Regions from separate parts of the Mus musculus genome. Here region 1 is linked to region 2. A link is a contact called in ENCODE Hi-C or POLR2A ChIA-PET data. All regions are on one chromosome and are shown on one strand. Each heading gives the region's core, a stretch centred on a gene start or an enhancer-like site at or near the end of the contact. The rest is flanking DNA. Distances are from core to core; before and after follow the strand shown.

Evidence for each region. A loop is a pair of places that touch in the nucleus more often than their neighbours do. ChIA-PET counts read pairs that join two places held with the same protein, here RNA polymerase II (POLR2A).
Region 1: a map of v-Abl transformed pro-B cells shows a loop between it and region 2 (4-fold over the local background). The contact joins the promoter of Ak9 here to the promoter of Gtf3c6 in region 2. A Hi-C loop is called at or near these places in 1 of 37 maps with a recorded cell type or tissue (v-Abl transformed pro-B cells). POLR2A ChIA-PET finds 5 or more read pairs at or near these places in 1 of 5 experiments (embryonic stem cell).

The regions. Positions count from the first base shown.
Region 1 is chr10:41,298,440-41,305,505 of GRCm38, reverse strand. It overlaps Ak9 (adenylate kinase 9), which reads right to left and starts at 1,572. Exons shown (of 40, transcript NM_001370813.1): 1 at 1,501-1,572. It overlaps Fig4 (FIG4 phosphoinositide 5-phosphatase), which reads left to right and starts at 2,265. Exons shown (of 23, transcript NM_133999.1): 1 at 2,265-2,519. The coding sequence starts at 2,454.
Region 2 is chr10:40,255,841-40,263,158 of GRCm38, reverse strand. It overlaps Gtf3c6 (general transcription factor IIIC, polypeptide 6, alpha), which reads left to right and starts at 5,447. Exons shown (of 6, transcript NM_026113.5): 1 at 5,447-5,580; 2 at 5,866-5,946. The coding sequence starts at 5,500. Rnu3a (U3A small nuclear RNA) reads right to left here and starts at 4,691; the gene lies at 4,480-4,691.

The sequences.
Region 1 (7,066 bases), core at 323-2,822, 1.0 Mb before region 2:
TATGATAGAGTTGGGATTGCAAAGGTAATCTTAAACTCAGGATTCTCTGGGATGTATATTCATGCCATGACACAGGGATGGAAGCAGGGCAAGCAGCTTAGACTCACATTAGTTTTGACCAAGAGTAAGGAAGACCTAGAAATGTTAGAGATGGAGATGAGTGAGCGGTTAGAGACCTGGGGTTTTGCAGCTGACCTCATTAACTTCTCGAGTTACTGTCTTCAGGGACTGGTGATGGGCTGGGCTGGTGTGACCTTGGTGTGGGGACAGTGGGTGTGAGTGGTTACAGGGTGGAGTACAGCAGATCTCTCCTCATGCATGTCAGGCAACTTTTCTAGGTCACTGCTGGACTTTTGGATACCAGCATGTGGGCTCTGTCCATGAACTTCCTCCAGCTGCCACGTCCCCTCTGTTTGAGCTCAGGCAAATTGGAAGTTCCAAGACACCGAGCTCTGCCTAGCAGGCTTCAACCAGTAATACACGGGAGTTGGCGAGTAAACACAACGTCCCTCCCCGCCTGCTCCCCCGAAAGGGAATGGTTCCAAGGTATGTACTCCCCATTTCCCAGTGAGTTTAGCTGACAGAGAAGCTTGTGTGACAATACCCCCTTTTCCAAGAGCCCCTCCCTGCCCAGCTTCTGTTCCTGGGATCACCCTTATAGAAACAACTTGGCACATTTGTTTGTTATCAGTTTGGCTCCTGGGTGATGTAAACTAAGAAAATTCTCAAAGGGAAGTGCTCCATTGTAGTATAAAATAATAATGGAAAACAATATTTGAAAATCAGAACTATTTATTTTTAAAAAGTGACTTTCCTAAACCAAAATGCTCTGCAGATGTTTAGCTTGCATTGGGAAGAGCTGGTTTCCATTGTGAAATGGAAAAGTTAAAAGATGCAGTTCAAGATGGAGATAAGTGGATCTCTGGGGCTTGCTGGCTTAGCCTCTGGCTTACACGCACACGCACGTACCCCCCCACCCCCCCACCAGCATAAAATGCCATAACTGAGACTCCTGCCCTCTTTCTTTCTAGTTTCTCAATAAAAAAGATATATCAAACTGAAACAAAACCAATAATAGATAATAGATAATCATACTCTAAAAACCTTGTAACGTCCTGCCTTGAATCTACAGCAAACTTTAATATCCTCTTCAGCTATTTGTTTGTATTTTAATAATTACCTTTTTCTTTTCAGTATGAGAGCCCTCTAGCGGTGAATTCTGGAATATAGCGAGGGGTCCCTGTGAAACCTAGCACTTCCTGCCTGTGCTACTTTAGCGGCCACTGTTACCCTTTGGGGCAGGCAAGTCTTTAGTCCGCATTTGTGAGATAAATACCTTAGCTAAAAGGAGAACTGGTTTTGAAAAGTCGATTTATGAAGAGATCGTGGTTTAACTTTGCAAGAAAAGCAACTGGTGTGGGGTCCCCGCCGGAAGTGTACTTTCCTGCAACTGATGGCAAAATGCACCCAGAATGTGGACAATTCCCTGCCTCTGCTTACCTGTGGACCGGGGACGCGACAGCAGCTATCTTCTGAGGCTCTACTGAGGCTCTAGGTAGCTGTTAGGCGGTTGCCTTGGAAACCTGTGGGCGGCGTGCAGAGCCTCTTGGAGGGCGGGGCCTCGGGAGGTGGAGCTGTAATTCAAAGTGAATTCTTAAGCCTGTGTTTAAATGTAGTCATAATTATAAAACACCTTTCCCAAAGTGTAGAGGTGACCAACAGAGCGAGTGCATATATTACCTACTTATGCCCAGACAGCAAACGCGAAAACCTTATCTTAACTAGAACTGACTCTTAACAGCAGCGCGCTCGCCCTACACAGCACGGTCCCTTTTAGAATTCAGACCGTTAGCCTCACACATAAAATGTGCAAATACCAAAGGCGCCACATTTATGTAATTAAGAAAGATTTGTGGGCCATACAGCCACAATATTAACTTTATTGACTTTCGTGGAGATAAAATAGGCGACAAAACAGGGGAAAATCACAGGCATCCAGGAGACAGGTTTCGGGAAAATAAAGAGTATATAGGAAGAAACAGACCAATTACAACACGGAGAAACCGCTCCAAAAGGAGAACCCAATCATCTGATTTCTTTTCTTTAAAGGTCAACATAAGTCAGGTTCTTTTTCTTTCTTTCTTTTTTTTTTTTTTGCCTGCCCTTAAGAAAGATGGCACCCTTAGCGTCCGCCCTCAGCAACCCCGTGATCCTGTAGCCCCGCCCCTCCGGTTTGGGCTGGGCTGGTTGGGAGGCGGGGCTGAGGGAATCCGGAAGCAGCCGGCGAGCCCGCTGCTGAACGTTTGGTGTTCTGACACTGTTTTTGTCAGCTGTGTCTGGTGTGCTGGAGGTCTGCGGGGTCTCCTCGCTCTGTCTCCAGGGGGAACCCCGCCGCTGTCACGACCTGGGCCGCGGCCTGGTGCCCTGTGGCGGGGCCGCCATTGGCTGGAGCCATGCCCACGGCCGCTGCCCCCATCATCAGCTCGGTCCAGAAGCTGGTGCTGTATGAGACCAGAGCTGTGAGTACCCACAACGACGGGACGGGGCGGGAGGACTGCGCTGCGGGGATCGGGGCACCCTGTGGGGTCGTCGGGAAGAGGCAGCACCCCGTACTCCCTCCTCTCCTCCCAGCGCCGCTGCAGGCTCGGCCGCCAGGGCCATGCAGTCAAGCACTGGATGGTTTGCAGGTCTGTCTTGCTTAGGAACATGTGGCTGGCTGGAAGAAGTGCGTGCAGACAGGTGCTGTGGCACACAGGAACTGCACACAGCTTCTGAAAGAGTTCCTCTTTTCTGCTTTCCCATAATCTTGAAGTTCTTGAGTCCACTCCTTACAGTAAAGTCAGGGGGTATGAAAAAAAATGTGAACTTGGCCCAGGTAGCTTCTATTTTGCGATTTCATGGTATACTATCACCGTGATTGGTCTTAATCACATGCACTGTTTTGCTGGGATTCGAGGTTCTGTGACCCGGACGCATCTGTTAATAGTTCTCTGGCTTGCAGAGCGGTGCTAATAGAACTTATTTTTTTCTCATTTCTGTGCTTGGGAAACAAAGTTGCTATAGTGTGGTTTATCTGAATCTGGCCTTCACTATGATATTAGGGTGTGAGTATCTCGTTTGGTATATTCAGTGAACTGTGGCTAGTCTTCAATAGGAGAGTAAATAAACTGTCACATGGGAATTTTAGCCCACCGGTAAGCTGAGCATTCTGAGGCCCTGGCTGAGATGCTATTCTTTATAAAACAGAATTTCTTTTCCCACAAGTCTTCAGTGGCACCCATGAAAACTCGGTTGCTGAGGACGACAAACCCTGTTAGAAATTTTATTTAATTTAATTTATTTGTGTGTGTGTGTAGTGCATGTACATGTGTGTGGGTATGTGTGCCCACGTGGAGGAGTTTGGAGGCCAGGGGTTGACCCTAGATGTCTCTCATTAAATCTGGAGCTTCCCATATTGCTAGACTGGCTGGCCAATGAGTGTCCCTCGCCCAGGCTCTACCTGTCTATACGCCGCACCCCCAACCCTGGGGTCAGAGATGTGTTATTGTGTGGGGCTTTCAGTGGGCCCTGGGAATCTTTACCCACTAAACCAAGTTTCCACACCAGTGTTTTATTTTGATGAAATTTAACTTAACTATATGTGTGTGTGTGTGTGAGAGAGAGAGAGAGGGAGAGAGTATAGGATAGTATCAAAATCATAATCTTCCTGTCTTGACCTCCCCAGTGCTAGATTTATAAACATGGGCAAGATTTTCTGACCCTTATTTTCAGTGTGTGTGTGTGTGTGTGTGCTTACTGCTTTTCATGTTCTTTGCTTGTTCCCAGGCCATGATGATATTTTGCTTTGTCTCACTGAAAAGATTCACAGTTTTAGCCTTTATGTTATCATGTTTTATATTAAATTCATTTATAATATAGTTAGGGCTACTATTGCTGTGATGAAACAAATATGACTAAAGAAACTTGGAGCCGGGCGTGGTGGCGCACGCCTTTAATCCCAGCACTCCGGAGGCAGAGGCAGGCGGATTTCTGAGTTCAAGGCCAGCCTGGTCTACAAAGTGAGCTCCAGGACAGCCAGGGCTATACAGAGAAACCCTGTCTCGAAAAACCAAAAAAAAAAAAAAAAAAAAAGAAACTTGGGAAAGAATTTATTCAGCTTATACACCCACATCATTGCCCATTACTGAAGGAAGTCAGGACAGGAACCCAAACAGGGCAGGAACATGGAGGCAGGACTGATGCAGAGGTCATGGATGGGTGATGCTTACTGGCTTGCTCTTCAAGGCTTGCTAAGCCTGCTGTCTTATAGACTCCAGGAGCCATCAGCTCAAGGATAACACCATCCACAGCAGGCTGAGCCCTCCCCCATCTATCACTAGTTAGAAAGTGTCCTACGTCTGGATTTTATGGAGGCATTTTCTCAACTGAGGTTCCTTCCATTCATATGACTCTAGCTTGTGTCAAGTTGATATAAAACTTGCCAGGACAACTAATGCAGGTCTTACGTGACTTACCTATTGCAACAAGTTACCCCCCAGGTTAGTGGATCTAGATAGTAATTTCAGTAGACTGAGAGTCTGATCGGATCTGCCTGAAGGTCTCAGAAGTTACAGTTGAAATGTCACCTGTGGTGCAGTCACCTGGAGGCTTAGATGCCAAGGACCAGCCTCAGCCTGGAGACGGGTTCTGAGAGAAGGGGTGTCTGGAAGCAGTGAAAAGAAGGACAAGAGAAAGTCAGATTGTGGATCCAAGTTGTGTTCTGCTTGATCCAGTTTTCCAGGCTGCTGTGTTCCGCTTTCTCCCTGGAGATCTCTTTGTCTATATTCTAAGAGACCTCTCTGTCCATGCTCTTCTTGCTTGTGTGTGTGTGTCTCCATCCGTCTTTCACTCTGTCTCTCTCTGTATGTGTGTCTATATATTTATCTGTTCTCCAAGCAGTTCTTTTTATCCTAAATTCTCTGGATAGCTCATCTCCTGTAGAACACAAAGTCCAGTCTTATTTTACATAGCAATCCAGTCATTTACTCTAATTCTTAAGAGACAGCAAGCATACATTTTTTTCCCCTAATGTAGCAAAAGAATTCAGAGATCTGTCTGCCTTTGTTAAGCACAAAAGATCTAGTTGGGTGGGACCTTGCCCTGAAATTACAATTTCTACCACTCGTGGGCCTAACCTTGCTCTGTCTGACCTTGAACTTGCTCTGCCTGCCTTTGTATCTCTCTGACAAGCTGGCTCATAGTGTACCTGCCTTTGGTCTTTAGATTCATGAAACCCCTCATACTTCATATTGTATCCTTATATTTTGCATAGTTGAATATATATATCACTCATGTATTTAGAGCTCTTTTCTGCAGCCTTAAGGGCTGTCCTGAAGGTCCCAGAATTTTCCATTTTGCTGAGACATTAGCCACACCTTCACCTCCTGGACTTATGCTGTCAGATCATCATGGAGTCACTTGCTCTGGGCAAGCCCCCGAGGGTCTTCTTTCTTGTTCTTGGTTCATTTTGAAGTAGCAGAGGGGGAAGAACATCGGTGAGGGTAATATGTCTTATGAGATATTTAGGGTTGTTGTACAATAAGAAAATGTTTACCTCTTGTCTTAGTTAGGGTTTTACTGCTGTGAACAGACACCATGACCAAGGCATCTCTTATAAGGATGACATTTAATTTGGGGTGCTTACAGGTTCAGAGGTTCAGTCCATTATCATCAAGGCAGGGACATGGCAGCATCCAGGCAGGCATGGTGCAGGAGGAGCTGAGAGTGCTACATCTTGTTCTAAAGGCTGCCGTGGAAGACTGGTTTTCAGGCAGTAGGATGAGGGTCTTAAAACCTACATCCAGTGACACACCCACTCCAACAGGGCCACACCTTCTAATAGTGCCACTCCCTGGGCCAAGCATATACAAACCTCACACCTGTCTTAAGTCTAAGTCACTTACTTAGCTGATAGCTAACCTGCCTGCCTGAGTTCCTCTGAGGTGAGAAACTGTTTAGCATCCCCACCATAAACAGCAGGGAATAAGTGAAAAGATTTATTGCTGGTGCTCCTTTCTCTGGTCAATCAGCTAGAAATCCTTCTGGCTAAGCTGGTTAACTCTTTGTGAACCAGATAGGAAGGAAAGGAAAAGAATTAAGATGCTGTGTAGAGGCAAATATGCACAGACAGATGTACATTTAAACATTCATACACCCACACTCTGGCCTGCCCTGACCATCTGTCTCAATCAACTCCACACTTATTCATGTTTTCATGCATGCTTACATATACACATATATATACTCTCACACACAAACATATAGACAGATATATATACATGTGGATGGATGGGTGGATAGATGGTTGGATGGGCCCATGGATGGATGGATGAATGGATGGGACAAAGCTCTGGAAGCCAAATCATTCAACCAACTACTTTATTTCTTTTCTCTGGTCTTTTTATACCTACTTAGACAAAAAGTTCTTTAGAAAATTACCTCAGAGATAAATGTTACATAAAATTGGAGTTAGAGAAGGATGTTGATATTAAGTTCAAAGCAGTGTTTCATTGTATTATACTCATTAAAAGTTCAAAGCAACAGTTTTTACATGGCCTTGCCTTATCATAGTGCATACCTGTGACTTTATCCTTGGACCTAATGTTTTTCCTTTAGTACAAAAATGTCCCAAGTCTATTTCTCTTTTTAGTGTAATTATAAAAGTGCATATGAAGCTTTTACTTACTATTCTGAGGAGTGGGCACATTCTATTCTGGATTCTAAATTTATTACATCTTTCTGGCAACTAAGACCATCTCTCAAAACTTTCTTACTAAAATTATTTGAATCAAATCAGGAATTCTATAGAATCATTATCTATTTGTCATTACTACAAGATAGTACATCTTCATAGATCTGCAGAGATCTGCTTAAAAGAGTGGGCTAATACCTAGTAATTGTTATGTATGCTTAATGATAACAGGAAAAGCATATAGCAATAGCAGAAGTCATTCCTAAAATGAATTTTTCTTAGGCCTTGCCTACCAGAGCAAATTCATTGTAGATTTTAATCCAAGGTGGACCCCTC
Region 2 (7,318 bases), core at 4,198-6,697:
TATCACAAAAATGAAAGAACTGTAATATCATAGAACTCATGCATAGATTATTAAAAATGACTGCTGGACAATTTAATGTCAAGTAATAGTGTTTACCATTGCAGCATGACATCAATAGCATTAAGAATAATGTACAATTTAGGTCTATTTTCTTCTATCCTAGCATTCTAAGAAGGATGTCCCCCACCCCCACCCCCCCGTGATGTAAGCAGGCAGCAAGCTCGAAGCAGCGGAATGGCCAGCCACTTTCATTTCCATTAAGACTTCTTAGTTTTTTTTCCAGTATGCACAAATCTTTTCATCTCTGCCATAGCATCGTTCTGCACCTATGCTGACATCTGCGCCTTTGCTTCGGGAAAGGTGCTTTCAACATCCCTCAAGATTTTTTCACTTTTATTCTCAACCGGCTGCACTCACCCTAGTCGCCATGTTCTGGCCGAGGGGAAGGGAGCGTCTTATCACTAGGGTTAAGGGTCAACTTTCTCAGACCCTTTGCTGACATTTCTGGCTTCTGAGTATCGGATGGCTCTTGTTCACTTCATCTGAGGAGATTCCCAGTTCATACGTCCAACATCTCTGCTGGCTCCGTGGTAGTGGGCAGAAGTCTTAAAAGCTAGTGCCACCCAAAACGGCTTAGTCTCGGTAAAGAATTCCAGCTAGCAGAAGCTAAGTGAGCCACTCCTTCTTTCTTGGCATCAACATCTAGGCAGTCATCCAAGCCTTAGTCTTTGAGCAGGTATGTCTCTGCGCTCTGCCATTGCCTTACCCATGGTCCCCTGGGCTTCCCCATACTTTAGAACAGCTTCTTGTTCTGACTCACTCCATCCACACCATTTCGAAAGGACCTCTTCCACTGGTGGCCCTCAAGCTTTATGGATTAGCAAATTAAAAAAAAAAATCTAAACATATTTTACTTTCACTATTTCTACTTTTTAAAAAAAATGTTCATTTTTGTTTTTATTTATGTGTGTGTTCCTGAGTGAGTTTATATGGTTGAGAGCCGTCTGAGTGGTGGCAACCTAACCTGGTAACCTTAACTGCTGAGCCCAATAAAAAAAGGTGTGTGTGTGTGTGTGTGTGTGAGTGTGTGTGTATATGTGTATAGGGGCACGAATGCCACAGCATGTCTATAGAGTACAGTAGGCAATTCTGTAGAGTCAGTTGCTTCCTTCCATGTCATTCTAGTATTGAATAACTCAGTTGGCTAGGCTTTTGTTGTAAGTGCATTCAACTGCTGTGTCTGCTCCCTTAGACTACCATTTTGCTTTTCCTTCCTTCCTTCCTTCCTTCCTTCCTTCCTTCCTTCCTTCCTCCCTCCCTCCCTCCCTCTCTCCCTCTCCCCCCCCCCCCCCAACACGGTCTATGTATCTATCTAATGAGGGTTTCTCTGTGTAACCCTAGCTGTCCTGTCTGTAACTTGATCTGTAGACCTGGCTATCCTGGAACTCAGAGATCTGTCTGCTTCTGTCTCTGGAGATCTGGTATTAAAGTCGTGCACTGTCAGGCCAACTGACCTTTTGGCAAGAGAGAAACTGCTACACAAAGCTGTCTTCTGACACCCACATGTGAATTGTTTCAGGTTGGTACCCAAACATATGTATTACATGTGCATGTGCACATACACACTGATAATACATGAAATTAAAAATGTTACCGGGCAGTGGTGGCACACGCCTTTAATTCCAGCACTCGGGAGGCAGAGGCAGGTAGATCTCTGAGTTCGAGGCCAGCCTGGCCTACAGAGTAAGTTCCAGGACAGCCAGGGCTACACAGAGAAACCCTGTCTGGAAAAAAAAAAAACAAAAACAAACAAACAAACAAACAAGAAGTTAATACATGTATTTTATTTTACAGACAGGCTTCGGATAAGTTTCCTAGCCTAACCTTTTTGTGATATCTCTGCCTCAGTACCCTGAGCCGGGATTAGAGGCATACACTACCACACCCTCACATACCAATAATCTGGATTTTTTTTTCCCCCTCATCTGCTCCTCTGCATCCAATTAGAAGCCCAGTCCTCCAGATCCCACTCCACAACACAAGGCTGCTGACCCCTGGTGTACTTCTGTGGCTACAAAGGTCACATGATACTCCAAGCTTCACCTCCTTGCTTATTTGTTGGTGCTGGGGACTGAACCCAGGTCTTCACAAATGCTAATACCCTCCAGGGAGATTTATCTCCTCATTTTACTTTTATGTTGAGACTGAGTCTAACTAAATCACCTGGCTGACCTTGAATTTTGGATCCTCCTGCCTCAGTCTCCGGAGTACTTGACAAGACAGTCCTTCACCTTCCCCGCCAAGTTACCAAGCATCATTTACAAAACAAAAATACAAAACAAACCCCAAAAACAAGACCCCTAATATTTCAGTATTTCCCAAACGTTTCCACAGACGTGCCTTTAACAGCAGAGGAAACTTTTAAAAGGTGAAAACGTTTACATACGCGTATGCGATGTAGCTCCGGGATGGTCCTTCCAATTGTTCAGCATTACTCTTTGTTCTTTGCTAAGATGGACTATAACCTGAAATTGGGACCTAAAAATAAGCCCTTTCAGGCTTGGTTCAGCGGTTAAGAGCACTGACTGCTCTTCCAGAGCTCCTGAGTTCAATGCTCAGCAACCACATGGTGGCTCACAACCACATGGTTGTGATGGCTTCTTCTCCTCCCCTCCCCCTTCCACCTCTGGAGTTCTGAGAAAACAGGTAAGCACCACCGCAACGTTTGTGTGGAGCTAGAGATGGAGTCAGGGCTTCCAGCGTCAGGGCTTCTGCTAACTGGGCCACATCCCTTTGGGGGGAATCAGAGAAATTTCATCATAGATGCTGGCATCATATGCAAATCTCATGATCTCCTCCACCTTTTTTTATTTCTTAACAGCACCTCACTACAAAGCCTTGGCTGGTTGGTCTGCAATTCACTATGTAAACCAGTCTGTCCTCAAACGCAGAGATTCATCCATCCATCTGCCCAAATGCTGGGACATCACAATTGCTTGTGCCATCACACCCAGCTATTTTTGTTTGAATGTGTGTTGCACAAACCATAATGTAGGTGAAACACCTATACACATACACACAAAAAATAATGAAATAAAAATAAAGAATTACATTTTATTTTCACAGCTATTATTACTCTCTATCGAGCTGGGATGCTTAGTATCTCTCAGTATTTAGTTGTACATGGCTGCTTGCAAATGGCTCTTTGCTATTATTTTCTATCAGAGTTTTTCAACTGAATTCCTTAGAACAGAGCATCAGTATAACCTGCACACTTGCTATCTGTCCTATACTGAACTTCCCAGAATTAGATTGCAGTGCTTCAGAGATCTGGAGAAGCCTTTCAGCACATTGTGATGCAGCTGAAATTTGAAGCCAAAGTTATCCTGCACTTTGTAGTTCCCGCCCCGTCCCGCCCCGCCCCGCCCCGCCCCCAGAGAGATGGTTTTTCTCTGTGTAGCCCTGGTTGTCTTGGATCTTACTCTGTAGACCAGGCTAGCCTTTGAACTCCTGAGTGCGTGGGCCATCACCACCAGGAAAGGATCAAGGGTTTTGAAGGTTCCAGGCCCTACAATTGAGCTACATTCCGAGTCTTGCACTTCATTTTCTCATACAAGTAAAGTACAAGTTTAAAACAGAAAAAACAAAAACTTACTGTATCTTACTCTTATGTAAGTGCAAAATGTTCATTTCTGAGACAAGATGTTACCTCTAAAGGCTCTTTTACAAGAACTCTGCTATAAAACATATTTTTAAGCCTGGTATGGTGGTGTATACCTTTAATTCCAGCAGAGGCAGGAAGCTCTCTGTAAGCTCGAGGAAAGCTTGGTCTACAAAACGAGTTTCAAGACAGCCAGGACTGTTACATAGAGAAACCCTCTCGAAAAACTAAAACAACAACAACAACAACAACAAAAAGGAGAAAATAAAAATTCTCATATAAGTTTTCCAAGTAAAAGAGCAAGAAGGAGCAGATTGTTAAATCACTTGTCGCCTCCTAGTGGCAGTGTCTTAATATTGCGACCACTATCACATTTAATATTCTTTATTTACTAGTTCAGGTTAATAGCCTTCCTCATAGATTTTTTTTTCCTCTGCAAGGAGCTTCAGTCATGCTTGCAGAAGACCTAAGTTTACTTCACACACAACTACTAATAGGACAAAATTCTTTCCTGTTTTGTTGTTCATAAGCACTTAAAATTTTTCTTGCAGTTAATGGTCTCGTGAACATTATAACTACATTCATACTAAGAACAAGAAAGGCAGGTCAGCCAGGCTGTAGTGAACACCCTAAACCCCAGCACTTAGGAGGCTGAGGCAGGCAGAAAGCAGAACTTGAGTTGGAGGTCGTCTGGGACCATACAGAGAGGAATGACCGGGCTACACAGTATAAGCCATGTAAAATACAAGAGGAAAGATATCCATTTAGTAGCTCAGGACCAAAGCATCTACTCTAACTTTCAACTAAATATAAAAGAAACCACTCAGACTGTGTCCTCTCCCTCTCAACCCTCAAGAGAGTTGAGAACGATCATCAATGGCAGATAGCAGTTGCAAAATGCAGCACTAAAAGCCGGCTTCACGCTCAGGAAAGGACACTCTGTCTCCTCCTCGTGGTTTCGGGTGCTCTACACAGTCAGAGAAACTTCTCTAGTAACAAACTATAGAAATGATCCCTGAAAGTATAGTCTTAGTTTAGCGTTGCCAGCCGCCGCGAGGCCACCTCTGACAGCACATTTTTAACTAATGGTGACATTCCCCACCCGCCCCCCCCCCCCCGCGAAAACCCCGTAATATTCTCCTAAGGAATACCATACACATGCACTTTCGAAGCTGTGTTCGTATATTATTTTGCAAAAAAAAAAAACAAAAACAAAAACTCATTCTGAATACTTATGACTTGTAAACTAACTCAGAATCAAGTTCATAATTAACATATTGAGGATAATAGCCAATCACACGCCAGTGTCTTCAGTCATCCTAAGAAAATCACTTCCGGACCAGTTTTAAAGGGTGGGTGCGGCTCCTCAGGCTGCGTTTTACTTAAGATGGGTGTTGATTTGTGTCCTCTGCGGTCTGAATTCCACCCTGTCCCAGTAGCGTCACTGCTGGGTTTGTGTTAACTAAGTAGCCACTCTGGCCTAGAATTTGCATTAATCCTCTCCCTCCCGCGTCCTTAGATGTTGGGATGAAAAGTGGAGGCCACCATTGATCCTCTAGTCTCCTTCGGCAGACAATAAACGTGAGGTTTTGTTTTATAGTGGAGGCAGTTGATTACGCTCATCCTCAGCTACTTACTGAGTTCAGTGTAGCCTGAGCTCTATGAGCCACGTTCTTCAAAGTGGGGCTAAATACCCTAAATTCCCGAAGCTCGGAGCGTGTCGAGTCTCCACGTGGGACCCACTTACGGAAGCCTGGCGTCGCCATCTTGCTTTCTGGCCGGAAGCCGGACGCCGCTGCCCGTATCCAAAATGGCATCCACAGGGGGCGTGGCCAGTGATGGCGTCTCCGAACGCTATGGCGGCGGCAGTGGATCCCATTTGGGAGGACTTGGAGGAGGAGGAAGAGGAGCTAGAGGAGGTTGTAAGCGAGGGTCAGAGGCCTGCGGCGCGGGCGGTCTTGGTTGAGCCACCCCTGGGTGGGGAAGGGAGTCTGGGATGCGGACGGAGGGAGGGAGGCCGGTAGACAGCTCGCTGGCTTTCCGAAGCCCGAGAAGCCGTGGAGGGCTAGCTTCAGTTCTGGTTTACCCATTCTAGAAAGAATCGGTTTCCACCAGAAACTGGATCGAGTTTTCACAGAGAAATTTGGGGCATTTCTTATTTACTGCCCCTTGTCTACCTTATTAACTTTGCTTTCTTCCACCAGGAGCAGTTTGTTCTGGTAGAATTGTCAGGAATCATTGATTCAGACTTTCTCTCCAAATGTGAAAATAAATGCAAGATTTTGGTGAGTCTTAGAATTCGGGGAATGTTGTAGATTTTCTTAAAGTTAAAACAAGACTAAAAGGTGATATGCTTGTCCACAAAGAGAGAGACGTTCATCCCACCTTACAAAGCAGTGATCAAACGCTCCAGGCTCATACCAGAAGAGTAGGTTACAAGGGAGGGATTCTATGGGAGCAGAGAAAATGCCTGACTGCTTCTTCTTCACTGTCTGAATGTGTGGCTGGAGAGAAAGAGCAAAACACCTTGTATGAAACTTCTGGGGGACTTTCAGGACAAAGCCTAATCCATGCTGTTAAGCAGTGCCTGCCTTCCTTGTAGTGGGCGTGGCCTCAGTTCTATCCTCCAATAGTACCACAGTTGAGTGTACTAGTCTGGACGCAGACTCTGGTCTAAGTGTGGATATGTATGCAGTGTTGCCCGGCCGGTCACCAAGTACCCATGTCACCTGCTTCACCATGCCTTTGGTGTGTCTTTGGCTCACTCCTCACAAGCCAATTAGGAAAAAATAGCATGAGAGCAGGCTGTCCTGGTGCACACCTGTAATGCCGGCACTGGAGAGCCCAAGGCAGGCGGATCCGAAGTTCATTGTCATCCTACCCCCCAACTCCCCGGAATGCCCTGGAACTCACTTTGTAGACCAGGCTGGCCTCGAACTCAGAAATCTGCCTACCTCTGCCTCCCAAGTGCTGGGATTAAAGGCGTGCGCCACCACCGCCTGGCTCATTGTCATCCTTAATGATATAGTAAGTTCTAGGCCACCTTGATCTACAGAAAGCCCTGTCTTCAAAATGCCTGGAGAAGACACAGTTTAAAATATTACGTTATTGCCTGATGATGATACATACCTTTAATCCCAGCACTCATGAGGCAGAGGCAAACGGATCTCTTAAGTTTGAGGCCTGCTTGGTCTGCAGAGTGAGTCCCAGGACAGTCAGGGCTGTTACACAGAGAAACCCTGTCTTTGGGGGATGGGGGTAGGGATGGGGGATAAAGCTGTTATCAAAATTTTTGGGCAAAATCCTTGGCTTCAAATATTTAAACAGGTTAATTTCTGCCACTTACCCCAACATGCCAATCAGAGATGAGTAGTGTGGTGTACATAGCAAGTTCTAAGACAGACAGACAGACCCACAGAGAGACCCCGTCTCAAAACGACAACAGAAAGTCCACTCAGGCATGGTGGACATTTTTTTTAAAGATTTATTTATTTATTTTATGTATATGAGTATACTGTAGTTGTACAGATGGTTGTGAGCCTTCATGTGGTTGTTGGGAATTGAATTTAGGACCTCTGCTCACTCTGGTCAACCCTGCTTGCTCTGGCCTAAAGATTTATTATTATAAATAAGTACACCGTAGCTGTCTTCAAACAC